Linked DNA regions of Mus musculus: region 1 is linked to region 2. Evidence: chromatin loops called from intact Hi-C (ENCODE). Cell type or tissue: heart. All regions are shown on one strand. Each heading gives the region's core, and the rest is flanking DNA. Links, peaks and the distances in the headings are about the cores only.

What was found. Peaks named below come from ENCODE experiments on the same cell type or tissue, not always from the same donor. Only the 100,000 strongest peaks of a DNase experiment are listed, where the experiment ranks them.
Region 1: a loop joins it to region 2, with 2.6 times the contacts of the local background. A loop is called at or near these places in 1 of 42 quality-filtered maps.

The regions. Positions count from the first base shown.
Region 1 is chr15:99,970,108-99,976,263 of GRCm38, reverse strand. Larp4 (La ribonucleoprotein domain family, member 4) reads right to left here and starts at 3,484. Exons shown (of 16, transcript NM_001024526.2): 1 at 3,281-3,484. The coding sequence starts at 3,298. It overlaps 2310068J16Rik (RIKEN cDNA 2310068J16 gene), which reads left to right and starts at 2,977. Exons shown (of 1, transcript NR_028124.1): 1 at 2,977-4,097. In heart, for the core only: no CTCF peak of the experiment used is centred there; DNase peaks (open chromatin) are centred at 2,683 and 3,463; H3K4me3 peaks cover 2,851 bases; H3K27ac peaks cover 2,219 bases.
Region 2 is chr15:100,123,907-100,130,062 of GRCm38, reverse strand. All of the region lies in intron 2 of Dip2b (disco interacting protein 2 homolog B), which reads right to left. Among named protein-coding and RNA genes, the nearest start is that of Dip2b, 88 kb to the right of the region's middle. In heart, for the core only: a CTCF peak has its summit at 3,111 (motif pointing right); DNase peaks (open chromatin) are centred at 3,142 and 4,582; H3K27ac peaks cover 900 bases.

The DNA of each region.
Region 1 (6,156 bases), core at 459-5,458, 150 kb after region 2:
TTTTTTTTTTTTTTTTTTTTTTGGTTTTTTGAGACAGGGTTTCTCTGTAAAGCCCTGGCTGTCCTGGAACTCATTTTGTAGACCAAGCTAGCCTCGAACTCAGAAATCCGCCTGCCTCTGCCTCCCAAGTGCTGGGGATTAAAGGCGTGCGCCACCACACCAGGCTTTTACTTTATTTATTTTTTGAGACAGGGTTTTTTTTTTTTTTTTTTTTTTTTTTAAAGTCAGGGCCTCTCTATGTATGCCTGGCTGTCCTGGTAATATATAGAACATGCTGGCCTCAAAGTCACTGAGATTAAAGGCATAAACCACCACAGCACATAATGCTAATGGTCTTTAAAATGCTGCTGTCTAAAAGAACAGTAAACTTTAGTTAGAATGTTTCAAATTTTGTAAAATCTGAGGCAAGAGGAATTACTGTTTAATGGGTTCAGATTTTCTTGTTATTTATAACAAGAAAGATTAACTTTTATTTATATGTATGTTTAAGTGCCCTAAGAAGCCAGCAGAGGGTACTAGATCCTCTGGAGCAGGGGTTGTGAGCTGCCAGATGTGGGTACTACAAACTGAGCCTGGGTCCCTGGAAGCAAGCACCCTTAACCATGTTTCCAGAGTTTCAATTTTACAAACTGGATGCCAAAGAGTTCTGGAGATAGATGTAGCGATATTACTTATCTATGTGAATGTCCTTAAAAACACCAAAGAAGGACCTGCAATGCTTTGTAGGTAAAGGCACTTGCTGGTAGGCTAGACATCCTGAGTTTGAACCCTCAGGACAGAACCTAGAAAAGCTGTCCTGACCTCTGTAATATACAAGCATCACCCTCAACAAAAACCTGTACTATAAATTAAAAGAAACTTTAATGTGAATGTCAGTTGTCCAGCACTTGGTACTCTTAAGAACTGCCTATAGGGCTGGAGAGATGACTCAGAGGTTAAGAGCACTGACTACTCTTCCAAGGGTCCTGAGTTCAAATCCCAGTAAGGCAGGGGGATTTCTGAGTTTGAGGCCAGCCTGGTCTACAAAAGTGAGTTCCAGGACAGCCAGGGCTATACAAAGAAACCCTGTCTCAAAAAACAAAAAACAAAAAAAGAAAGAAGCAAGAAATGTGTAAGATCACAAAGTAAATCAATTACCATTATCAAAATATTGTAAAATTGTTGATATGTTAGACAAATCAGGGTTTTTTGTTTTGGTTGGTTTTTCAAGACATGGTTTCTCTGTGTAGCCCTGGCTGTCCTGGAATTGGATCTGTTCACCAGGATGGCCTAACCAACCTGCCTCTGCCTCCCAAGTGCTGGAATTAAAGATGTGTACCACCCCCCCCCCTGAATTCTAACTGGTTTTAATATATTTCAAAACATTAATTTTCAATAAACTACATATGAGAAAATGATGAACTGAGTGACTAATGAGCATATTAACTAAATTTACATAGTAGTTTGGTGGAAAATACAATAATAATTCATTAGCAGAGCCAGGAGTAGAGGTGCACTCTGGGAGGTAAAGGCATATACTATGTCTAAACTTGGAAATATGCCTTTTATCCCAGGGCTCAGGAAGCAGAGGCAGTCAGATCTCTGGGTTTGAGGCCAGTCTGGTCTAAAGAGGAGTGCCAGGTAAGCCAGGGCTACAAAGAAAAAACCCTGTCTCCGGGGGTGGGGTGAACAATATTTGCACGGCATGGTAATTCCTAAAAAGGAAACTAAGCCCTGCTTACAATAAAACCTGATTTCTTGTCCTTTTCAAAACCAAGGTGAACTTAAATTAATAACAACAAAATAAACAGAAAGATTGAGTCCACTGTTCGAAATTTTTAGTGGACTGTTTCAAATATCCAAATGAATACATACTACTGACCTTCAGCATACATTAATTAAGCGTCTTTAACGCCTAATTTTTAGGATCCCAAACTTATCAACTGAAAGGTAGATCAGTAATGAGGGAAAATGAGTATAGAAGATATAAGCAGTTATTTGCTTAATATACAATACACGTGTTTGTGTGAAAATGTCCTTATGTAACACAATACCAAGTACAACGAATATACACAATGAAAAATAAGAATTGCTTATTTACTTTATGCCAGACTACCCTAAGATTCTCCCACCACCACTCTGAACACTCTTTGCCCCTAAGTTAGCCCCATCTTCCAAGTCCATTATACAACCTGTGATTCCGTCTCTCATGAAAAGATTCTTTTTATGGGCATAGTTAACAAATGCCAAGTTGCAAAGTTGCAGCTTTGCTGGATTGACGTTTTCACAATGTAAGAACAATATGATCTGGAATCTACTCAAAGCATTTGCCAGGCAGTCAGCTGATGCTCACTCAACACAACCGGGCAGAAACGAGAGAAATTAAACTTCATTATTTGTCTAAGACAGGTAATCACTACCTTGAAATCTCAAACAGGCGGACGGTAGACGGTCCAATAGAAACGGTATTTCCACCGATCCAACACCACCACAAAACCCCGGCTTCACCTAAGTTTCTCTCCTCCTTTGCAATTTTCCTTGTAACTGGCCCCGAACAGGTTCGCGGAATCAACCCGCACCACGCAGCCGCAGCCCGAGTAACTTTTACAAAAGGTCAGAGCGGTGCCTTTCAAGGCTTCCGACCCCTGTGGGGCTTCGCCGTTCGCACCAGCTCGCTTTCTCCCCCCGCACCCCCCTCGAACGTTCCAGAGCCGGCGGACGCAACCCAACAAAATTTTGGTGCAGCTTGGGGGGTCCGGAGGTGGGGGGAGCGGGCGAGCTTTCTACTCTCTTAAAAAAAAAAAAAAACAACAACAACACGCCCCTCCCCAGTTAGCGAGACAAAACCCCACCGCGCCCGCAGTTCCCCTTCTCCCGCGCTCCCACATGTTGCTCGCTCCGTCCCAGGCGGCCCCGCGAGGCCTCGCTCACCCCCAGCGCGCCCACCTGATCGCCCTTTCTCCGCAGGCTCCGCCCCCGCCGCCCGCCCGCCCGCTCGCCTCCTTCAGGAGCTCCATATGGGACACCCTCGGCTCCCTCGGCTCCTCACGCCACCTCAGCCCAGCCCCCGACGCGCCGCCTTCCCTTTCCCTGCCGCCGGGGGCCTCGACCCACACAGGCTCCTCGGGCCTGCGGAGGGCACAGCGGGGCTGCACGGCCTGCACGGCCCAGGTGCTGTGTCAGCCTCTCGTCGGGCTCCGCGGCGTGGACGGCCTGGAAAGTCACATGGCGGTGGGACCGGCCCGCGCCCCGAACACTCCGGCTCTTCTCAGAGCCCGACCGGGCGACCCGAGCCACTCACCTCAACGAAGAGCAACATGTCTGCTTCCGCTCGGCCCGATCGTTCACGCTGCCGCGACTCCAACTGGCTCCCAGGCCCGGGCCCCGGTCGGTAGGATAAGGACACTCGCCTTGCCCCTCCACCCGGCAGTGGACCCGGCTCCTCCCCCGCCGTCAGCCGCTGCGCCCTGACCCGCCCAGTCCCTCCTCCCGGGAAGCAACAACTGTTTCCGGTTCTGGAGGAAAACTGCTTCCGGGGGCGGAGGGCCTGCCCGCCCCTGTGCGTGCTTCGCTCCGGCAGGCTCGTCTGTGGCGGCGAAGGCGAAAGTGTGTGGTACGTGTCGCGTGTGGGTCGACGCCCGGGAGGCCGCGCCGGGCTGTGCAAAACGCTCACTAAAGCATTTGTACTTTCTACCAAAAAGCTGACACCGCACTGCTAACCCTTGCGCAGATTCGTGGTTAAAAACCTAGGTCCGATTAAAAAGCGACCGAGTGCACCCGCCCCTGCTGATGACGTACTGGCTCCTCCCGCCCCTCATTAGAAAAAAAAAAAAAAAAGCTGAAGAGGGAGCTAAGATACTCTTCAGCTACTCAGTGCTTGTACTTTACTAAGCATTTTGCATAAGTTAATCTTAAGACCCTATGAATGTATTGTTGGAGGAGTGCTGGAACAGTCAGATTCCTTTCGCTACAACTTTGATAAAACTTTAGCCCAAGCCCCTCGGAATCAGGTCTCATTAACATAATGATGCTCCGCTGTGATGCTTAATGCTCTACTAAAAATAATTAGCCTAGATCTCTTCTTTATTATGTTTTCATAGTCAAATAAAATAGTATACAAATATTTAATTATTTTTACTAGAGTTATTCTTCCTCTACCAGTCTCTATTGCTCCAGTTTCAAACACTTTTTTTTTTTTTAATTTAAAAAAACATGAGCCGGGCGTGGTGGCACACGCCTTTAATCCCAGTACTTGGGAGGCAGAGGCAAGCGGATTTCTGAATTCAAGGCCAGCATGGTCTACAGAGGGAGTTCCAGGACAGCCAGGGCTACACAGAGAAACTCTGTCTCAAAAAAAACAAAAAAATAAAAAATTTACATATATATATTTGTGTGTGTGTGTGTTTCCGTTTTTTTGAGACAGGGTTTCTGTGTAGACTAGGTTGTTCCCGGAACTCACTTTGTAGACCAGGCTGGCTTGAACTCACAGAGATCTACCTATCTGCCACCTGAATGCTGGAACAACACCTTAAAGTGATGTTTTCATTTCATCAACTCTTGCTTGTTTTCTTGTTTTTTTTTTTTTTTTTTTTCCCCACTTTGAGACAGGGTTTCTCTGTGTAGATCTTGGCTGTCCTAGAACTCACTTTGTGGACCTGGCTGGCCTAGAACTCAGAAATCCGCCTGCCTGTGCACCCCCACCCCCACCCCCACCGAGTGCTGAGATTAAAGGTGTGTGCCACCATGCCCAGCCCTCTTTATCTTTCTTAAAAATTTATTTTCATTCTATACATATGGCTCTTTGCCTGCAGGCATGTATATGCTCCCTCCTGCATGCCTGGGAACTGAACCTGAGTCCTCAACAAAAGCAACCAGTGCTCTTAACAAAAAAGGTTAGACCATCTCTGCAGGCCTAACCTTTCAATTCTTTCCTTTCTGTTTCTTTTGCTTACTTTCTCCCTTCCCCTCCCCACAAGTCTACCTCCCCATGACAACATCTTTCTGTGTATTCCTGGCTGTCCAGGAACTCACTTTGTAGACCAGGTTGACCTCAAGCTCAGAGATCCTCCTGCCTGTACCTGCTCAGTGATGGGATTAAGGTATGCACCACTACACCCAGCCCCAACTTTCTTTTTCTTAACCCATATAACCCCCTTTCCTTTGCCTCACAAGAGACTCACTTTCTTACATTGCCTCTGCTTCCCAAGTGCTGGGGTTAAAGGCATGCGCCACCACGACCAGCCATTACTATTATTTTTTTAATCTCAATCATTAAACTTAGTTGCAGAATGTTTGATCACACTGTGAACCCTGAGACTGTCATATCCTGGAAAAAACCTATTTCTAGCTATGGTGTAGCTCAGCCCTTAGCACACATCTCTAATCCCAAACAATGAAGGTAAAGTTAGCTTGAAGAAGGAAGCACCCATGTTTGAAAGTGATTTCTAATTGAGTGGCCAAGTGCCAAATCACAGAATAGGATCTGCCCAGTTCTTATGAGAACAGACAGGAAAGGGAAGCAACTTGAGGAAGCAGTGCAGAGAGAGGAAGGGGCAGTTTTTTACTGGGACAGTTGTACACAGACAGGTTGGAGAGAGAACAAACTAGACATAGGTGAAGACAGATCAAGCCAAAGAATGAGAAGGAGCCAGAATACTAGAACAAAGTTGCCGAAGTTGGTTTGAACCCAAGCAGAATAAATCAGTAAGAAACGGAGAAGCCAATCTGACATCAGTAAGCTTGGAGTGGAGTTTGAACCAGAAGAGCTGAGTTAACCAGACACCCTAAGCTCAGAAAGAACTAGGAAAGGGTGAGTTTATTCAGCAGCAAGTGTTACAGGTGACACATTCTAGGCCTAGATAAGATTGTACGGAGGCTAGAAGATTCTAGGACTAAGCCTAGGTTAGTAGACAGAGGCAGTACGCCTCAGAGACAAAGTTTACTTCAGGCAAATAAAAGCTATATTACAAAACTCTCTCCCACTAAAATAGAAACAAAAGCACTTACCTCCAAAGCCATGATGCATCAAGGTATCTTCCGTATTTGTCAATCAATATCTCTCTATATAAGGTTCTCCCCAAGACTCTACTTCACAGATCTCTTCATGTCTTTAGTTAGCAACTTATAGTTTATCTTAATTTTTCCCCCATTTTTAGTTTGTTCATAAAAACCCCATTG
Region 2 (6,156 bases), core at 475-5,474:
ATAATAAAATCAACATTTAAATCTTTGCGTCTGAAAGCACATACAAGCCAGGCGGTGGTGGCGCACGTCTTTAATCCCAGCACTTGGGAGGCAGAGGCAGGCGCACTTCTGAGTTCAAGACCAGCCTGGTCTACAAAGTGAGTTCCAGGACAGCCAGGGCTACACAGAGAAACCCTGTCTCAAAAACAAACAAACAAACAAACAAAAAAACAAACAAAAACAAAAAAAAACAAAACGAAAGCACATACAAGTTTCATTTCATGTCTCATTCTGTGAAATAAGCCTGCAGAGCCAGTCCCCCTGCCCCTTTAACAGAGGAGGGAGACATGGGCTAGCAGGCTGGAAGCTGCAGAGCTTGGCAGACTCTGGTTGGCCTACCTCTGCCGGTTCTCAAACAAAAGGCTATAAACAGGACTACCGGAAATCTCCCAAGACCTTTAAAAAGGAAAGTGATGGGGATTAGCACGTTAGGTCAGGAGCATCTAATGCTTTGGGACTCAGAGTCAGTAGTCAGACGGAGGGAAAACACCCAACCCCCAGGCCCAGCTCCACACCACTGTCCATCATGGAAAAGGCTGCAAAAGCCACTTGCCTGAGAAAGTACTTGAAATACAGTCCAACCAACTTTAAATAGAGAACAAAAAATAGAAAGCAGCTATTTTTATTTTTAAAGTCAGATGATAAATACAGGAAGGAAATCACATTAGCACGCATGAGCTACGTTGTGAATATGCACAGGGAAAACGGTTTCAGGTGGCACACTGATCCTTCCAACAGGTTCCTGTTGGCTTGGGGATTTTGTTTAAGTTGGATTGTTTGTTTGTTTGTTTGTTTGTCTTTCTTTTCTTTCTTTTTTGGAGAGGCTATATAAAACTACAGATGTATCATCTATTGCTGTTTCTTGTACTGATCAAACAGCATAACAAATCACTCAAAGGAACATGATCTTTCCAAACTGTGTACTTAATGTTTTAAATGTTAAAAAGGACTGCAAATTCTTACTTAAAAGAGGAGACATTCAAATCTAAGTATTTTTAAATATCTTTCTCAAATATGTTTCTGCTTTATGTTTTTTTGATGTAACTAATTTAAAAGGAGAAAAATAATGTAAGTGAAGATAAAACATTGCCACGAAGAAGTGACAGGCAAGCCGGGCAGTGGTGGCACACGCCTTTAATCCCAGCACTCGGGAGGCAGAGGCAGGCAGATTTCTATGTTCAAGGCCAGCCTGGTCTACAGAGTTCCAGGACACCCAGGGCTACACAGAGAAACCCTGTCTCGAAAACAAAAACAAAAACAAAAACAAAAAAAGGTGGCAGGCATAAATCTGGGAAAGACCTGGAAAGAGCACATATCTCCACTCGGAATCAAAATCAGCTACAGGTCATCACAGGAAAAGGAAACATACACAGAGAAAGCCTTCTAATGAAAATGGGGTCAGCGGGTGTACGGGCCAGAGCACAAGTGAATGGGCACCAGAAACAAAGCCCACACAGCTCTCTTCTGAGTAATGGGCATGTCTCTGTCTTCATAGGAATCCAAGCTTCTAAGCCATCCCATTTCCTCTACGTCTAAAACTGTGACAATCGACATACTTTAATTTGTCAGAAATCAACCCAGACGTTCTATTTACAGTTTCAGTAAGTATACCCAGCACATGTCATACAAACATAGATTTATGTCAGAATAAACTCAGTTTGCGTGTGTAGTGCATCTGCTCCAACTTGACAAGACATTGTAAAAGCAGCCATGAAAGTTGGCCCACAACTATCTTTTTAGCATTCAGGAGGCTGAAGCAGGAGGACTGCTGTGAGTTTGAGATCATCCTGGGCTACAAAGACAACAAAAGCATCAGCAAGATGGCTCAGTAGCCACCATACCTCAGAGCCAGAGTCCAATTTCCAAGGCCCACATGGCAGAAGGAGAGAAATGACTTCTGCAAGTTGTCCTGTGATCCACATACTCTGTGGTACAGGTGCTCTTGTGTGCATACATGTGCGTGCAAACACACACACATACACACTAAACAAACAAGTAATTATAAAAAGAAGTTGTAAAATAAAAACCAAGAGTAAATCAGACTTCCAGGAAGAACAGTGAATCTAGCAGAACTTAGTGCAGGCCAGGAGCTCATCTTCCTGAACAATCTGTCACTATAAACTTATCGACTTTGATTTCTAGGTACTGCACTGAGACAGGCTGGCTGCAGAGTGCTGGGATTGCAGGTGTGTACTACTGTGTACAGCTAAAGCTTTTGCTGCACATGAAACCAGCTGTTCATGATAGAACATTAAGGGAATACCAAGGAAGAAAATGAAAGTGATATTGATTCTCTTAAAACTAAAAGCTATGGTCTATCAAACCAAATTATGTTTCTAGATAAAAGGTGACCCTCTGAGCAGAGTTCTCCAACACTGTAAACTTAGCTGTCTCTCCTACAGGAACTAGCAGTGAACATGGACTTGGGGTGAGAAGAAAGAAGTAGTCTCCGGGCAGGTCACAGATGCTGGAGATTTATTACACTCTGCCTGACAGTGCACCATTTAATGGATGAAACTGGAACAACACGACCCGGGCCTTATCAAGGGGAGGACAGAGGAGTCTGAGGGCATGGGAGGGCAGAGCACTATCTACCAGGCGGGCAGGCAAGATGCTGCCAGAGGTGGACCATCCCTATCCAACCACATCTCAGGAGTTACTTGGGGAGCCTCAATACAAGGCCCCATGATTGGGATAAAGTGTTTAATTTTACTGCCATGGCAAGAAAAAACTAAAAGCAACGGTGGAATCACTATATATAGCAACATAATAGATAATCTATAAATTAAAGTGAAAAACTCAGACCCTTAGTCTGAACAAATAACTTTCTCTATAGTAAGGACTAGATGGAACCTGCAGTGACTAGCTATAACAGAATTCTTTACCCTCCCGCTATTTAGTTTATAGACACGGGGGTACTTATAAAACTGATGTAACTTGAAAGGCACTAAGTATAAAGACTGGACTAGAGGCTGCAGCCTTACAAATGCAGTCTCCCCTCCCCGTGTGACTTTAACAGAGGTCACTACAGTGATGTTTTGGCTCTTCAGGCAGCTATGCTATGCGGAGCGGCCACTAGGGGTCAGCGGTTCCTTTAAATGGAGCGGTAGAGTTGTTACATGTCATCCCTTTTCAACAGTCATCATGCACACAATGTGCTCTTCTGAGCGTGGGTGAGTCTTCTATGTGTCTGCTGATTGAACGTAGTGACCCAAGCACAGCCCAGAAAGGAACAGCACAACGTTCCCACCCAGGAACACAGGAGACGCCAATTCAGTTCTTACCCCTGACGCTGCTGCCTGTAACTTCAGAGATATTCACACATGGAGGAGGAGCAGTGCCAAGCAAGGCAGCTCAGAGATGAAGCACTGGACAAAACATTCACTGCAAAGGTGATCAGAGCTGCCATGCTCTCAGCCGTGCAGTGAGGTAATGATCATCAGGGCTCATGGTTTTAACCCTGCATGCTCTTTGTAAACTTCACACATGTGTCTTCCCCCACCCCCACTTACCCATCCTAGCCCCCATCCCTGTGGTATTGCTGAAAAGGAAAAGAGCAAGGCTCTGTGACCCACATGACAGGAATTAAGTTTCAGGAAAGGGAGACACTGAAGGAGGACCTAGCTGGGCACACCTCTTTCCTCCAATGTGATGTTCATAGCAAACCAGTAAAGGGGTGGGAACCTTGATAGGGACAAGGAAGACTGCTGGGAACAGGTAGCTCACTCATAAACAAAACAGACCCGGGAAGAACAGCAGCTCAGCTCACCTGCTAAGCCCAATGGCAACAAGGAGGTAACACTGCAGCTCTTCCCACTCTCTGGCCCCCTCCTTCCCTTCCCACCTGTAAAGAGACAAGATCAAGGCTATACAGAACAGAGTATATGTATATATACTTGGTTGCTATGTAGTCCTCACACTCAGGATCCTCCTGCTTCAGCCTTCCAAGTGAAGGCATTACAGGCTTCCTAATCCATCTCATCTCATCTGTATAGTAACACTGACTGGCGATGCTTTTAACAAAGTAGGAGGTCCCTCACAGATGAGACATCAGAAGAGTGTGTCAACTGTCACCTGAGTCCTTATTCAAGGCCCCTGCTCTCCTCCTCACCAAGGACAGATGAAGCTGCCCAAGTCCTTCTGTGCCTTTGCTGAGGAGCTTAGGCCCTGGGACTTACAGAGAGCCTCAGGTCTCCTCACGTCTCTTCACGTCTCCTCGTGTCCGGAGAAAGAGGCCATGAGTGCTGAGTTCCTAACCTGGGAAGGAAGGGGTCAGCAGCCCTGATCAAGTCCCTACACAGATCCTGACCACAGATTTTTCTGGGCCACAGGACACCAGGAAAATAGCTGTGCCAGAGACTAAGGGAACATTTCAGGAACTTCATTCTGCGACTCCAAGAGTGTCTTGTGAGGCAAGAAGAATGGACTCCACCTTCAGGATACGTCAGAGGGGCAGGAAAAGAAGTGGGCTGAGCAGCAGGGCAGCATTAAGGGCTGCAGAGTGAAACTGGCTCGCAGTCACACCCAAAGGCCTTCAGTTTCGGAAGTGAATACAGGACCACTTGATGCCTGTGGGCTTTTAGACAATTCAGGGGGAAAAAGAAGCCCCGAGAGGAAGGACTGGACTTCCTTCTGATAAGACACATGGAGCAGATACAATGATATGCATCCAGTCATGGCTACTCCCATCCTACCCACACCCACAAAAGCACAGACTGGGGGTGGAAGCTGCAGTCTCTCTATTATACGGAAGCCTTGCCTGCAAAGGAGCCTCTAACTCAGGATGAGATGGACAGCACAACCCACAGCAGGGAGCTCCCACATCTCAGAGGCACACACGGGCCTACTTCATTATACTCCAAACATCACTTCTGGTTTCAGTAGCTGGGTTGTCCAGACCCTCTGAGTTTCTCCAGCACTCATTTAGAAGTCTGGAATCCTGTGGTTTTCAAAGTTTGGCACCCAATCCATGTAACGGCAGTGCTGTGCCCTCAGCGGCAGAGGCAGAGGTCGGTCGGAGCTGCTCTTACTCTCCCTGTGCTCCAACTGGCCTTGGCCCTTTACACCAAGGTTCCTATCAATTTAGTTAAAATAAATAACCGAGATCTTGCTGGAATCCTCACATCTACCACTGACGGTGGGTGGCTGCGATTAAAAAAATGGCATATCAATTTAGAGATTAGGAAACTGATTGAATGTTATGATTACAATTCCATCTTAATGGATGATGGCTCAAGGTGAAGCTCTGTCTGTGATTCCAGGGGACTCCTTCTACAGGGAGACAGGGGATGGAGACTACGGTTTGGAGTGGGATGAGGAGGGGGGTCCTTAGAAGCTTGTGGGCCAACTAGCTTGGTATAAGCAAATAACAACAAAGGGAGAGCCTGCCTGGAGGTGGGAGGTCACACCCAAGGCTGTCCTCTGATCTCCTTATATAGACCCACTCACATACATGTACTTGTGCACATCACAAGCCCCAAAGCAAATCCTGCCTACCAATGTACACAAAGTCATATGTTTTATAAAAAGACAAACTGTGACTCTTCTTTTACATTCTTACAGGAAGCTTGTTAGAGAAAATGATATTTCAGGCTCTTCTATAGTCTGGGGCAGTGGGGGGCTAAACCACAAAGTGTTTCCTTTGTTTCTATTAACACAATCATATAAACACGTGTACAGGCTTAAGGCAGAACCCAATGCTGCAGGCCCACGGTGAAAGGCACATGGCTGAGGGGCTGCAGTGTGCAGTTGCCTATGCAGAAGGCACTGGGGTAAATACCCTCCAACAAAACAATGGCCCCACCCACGACTGATAACACAAAAACAAAAACCTTTGCTCACTAGAACATCTTCCTGGGATATGCTATAGAAGTCACCACACCACCACATCCACCATCAACTGAGGTGGGAGCTGTGGTCATCCGCAGTCTAGGAGGAGAGAGAGAGCTCAGCCTGCTCACGTGGTGGGTGTCAGGCCAGACAGGGTGATCTAGTGAGAAAAGGAAGGAAGGAAGGAAGGTGGGTGAGCCCCATCTTCCCTGGGACACAGAGAAACGGAGCTGAAGCAAGAACAGAAGAAAAGCAGACATAACAGTCTGAAACAACATCAACACAGTA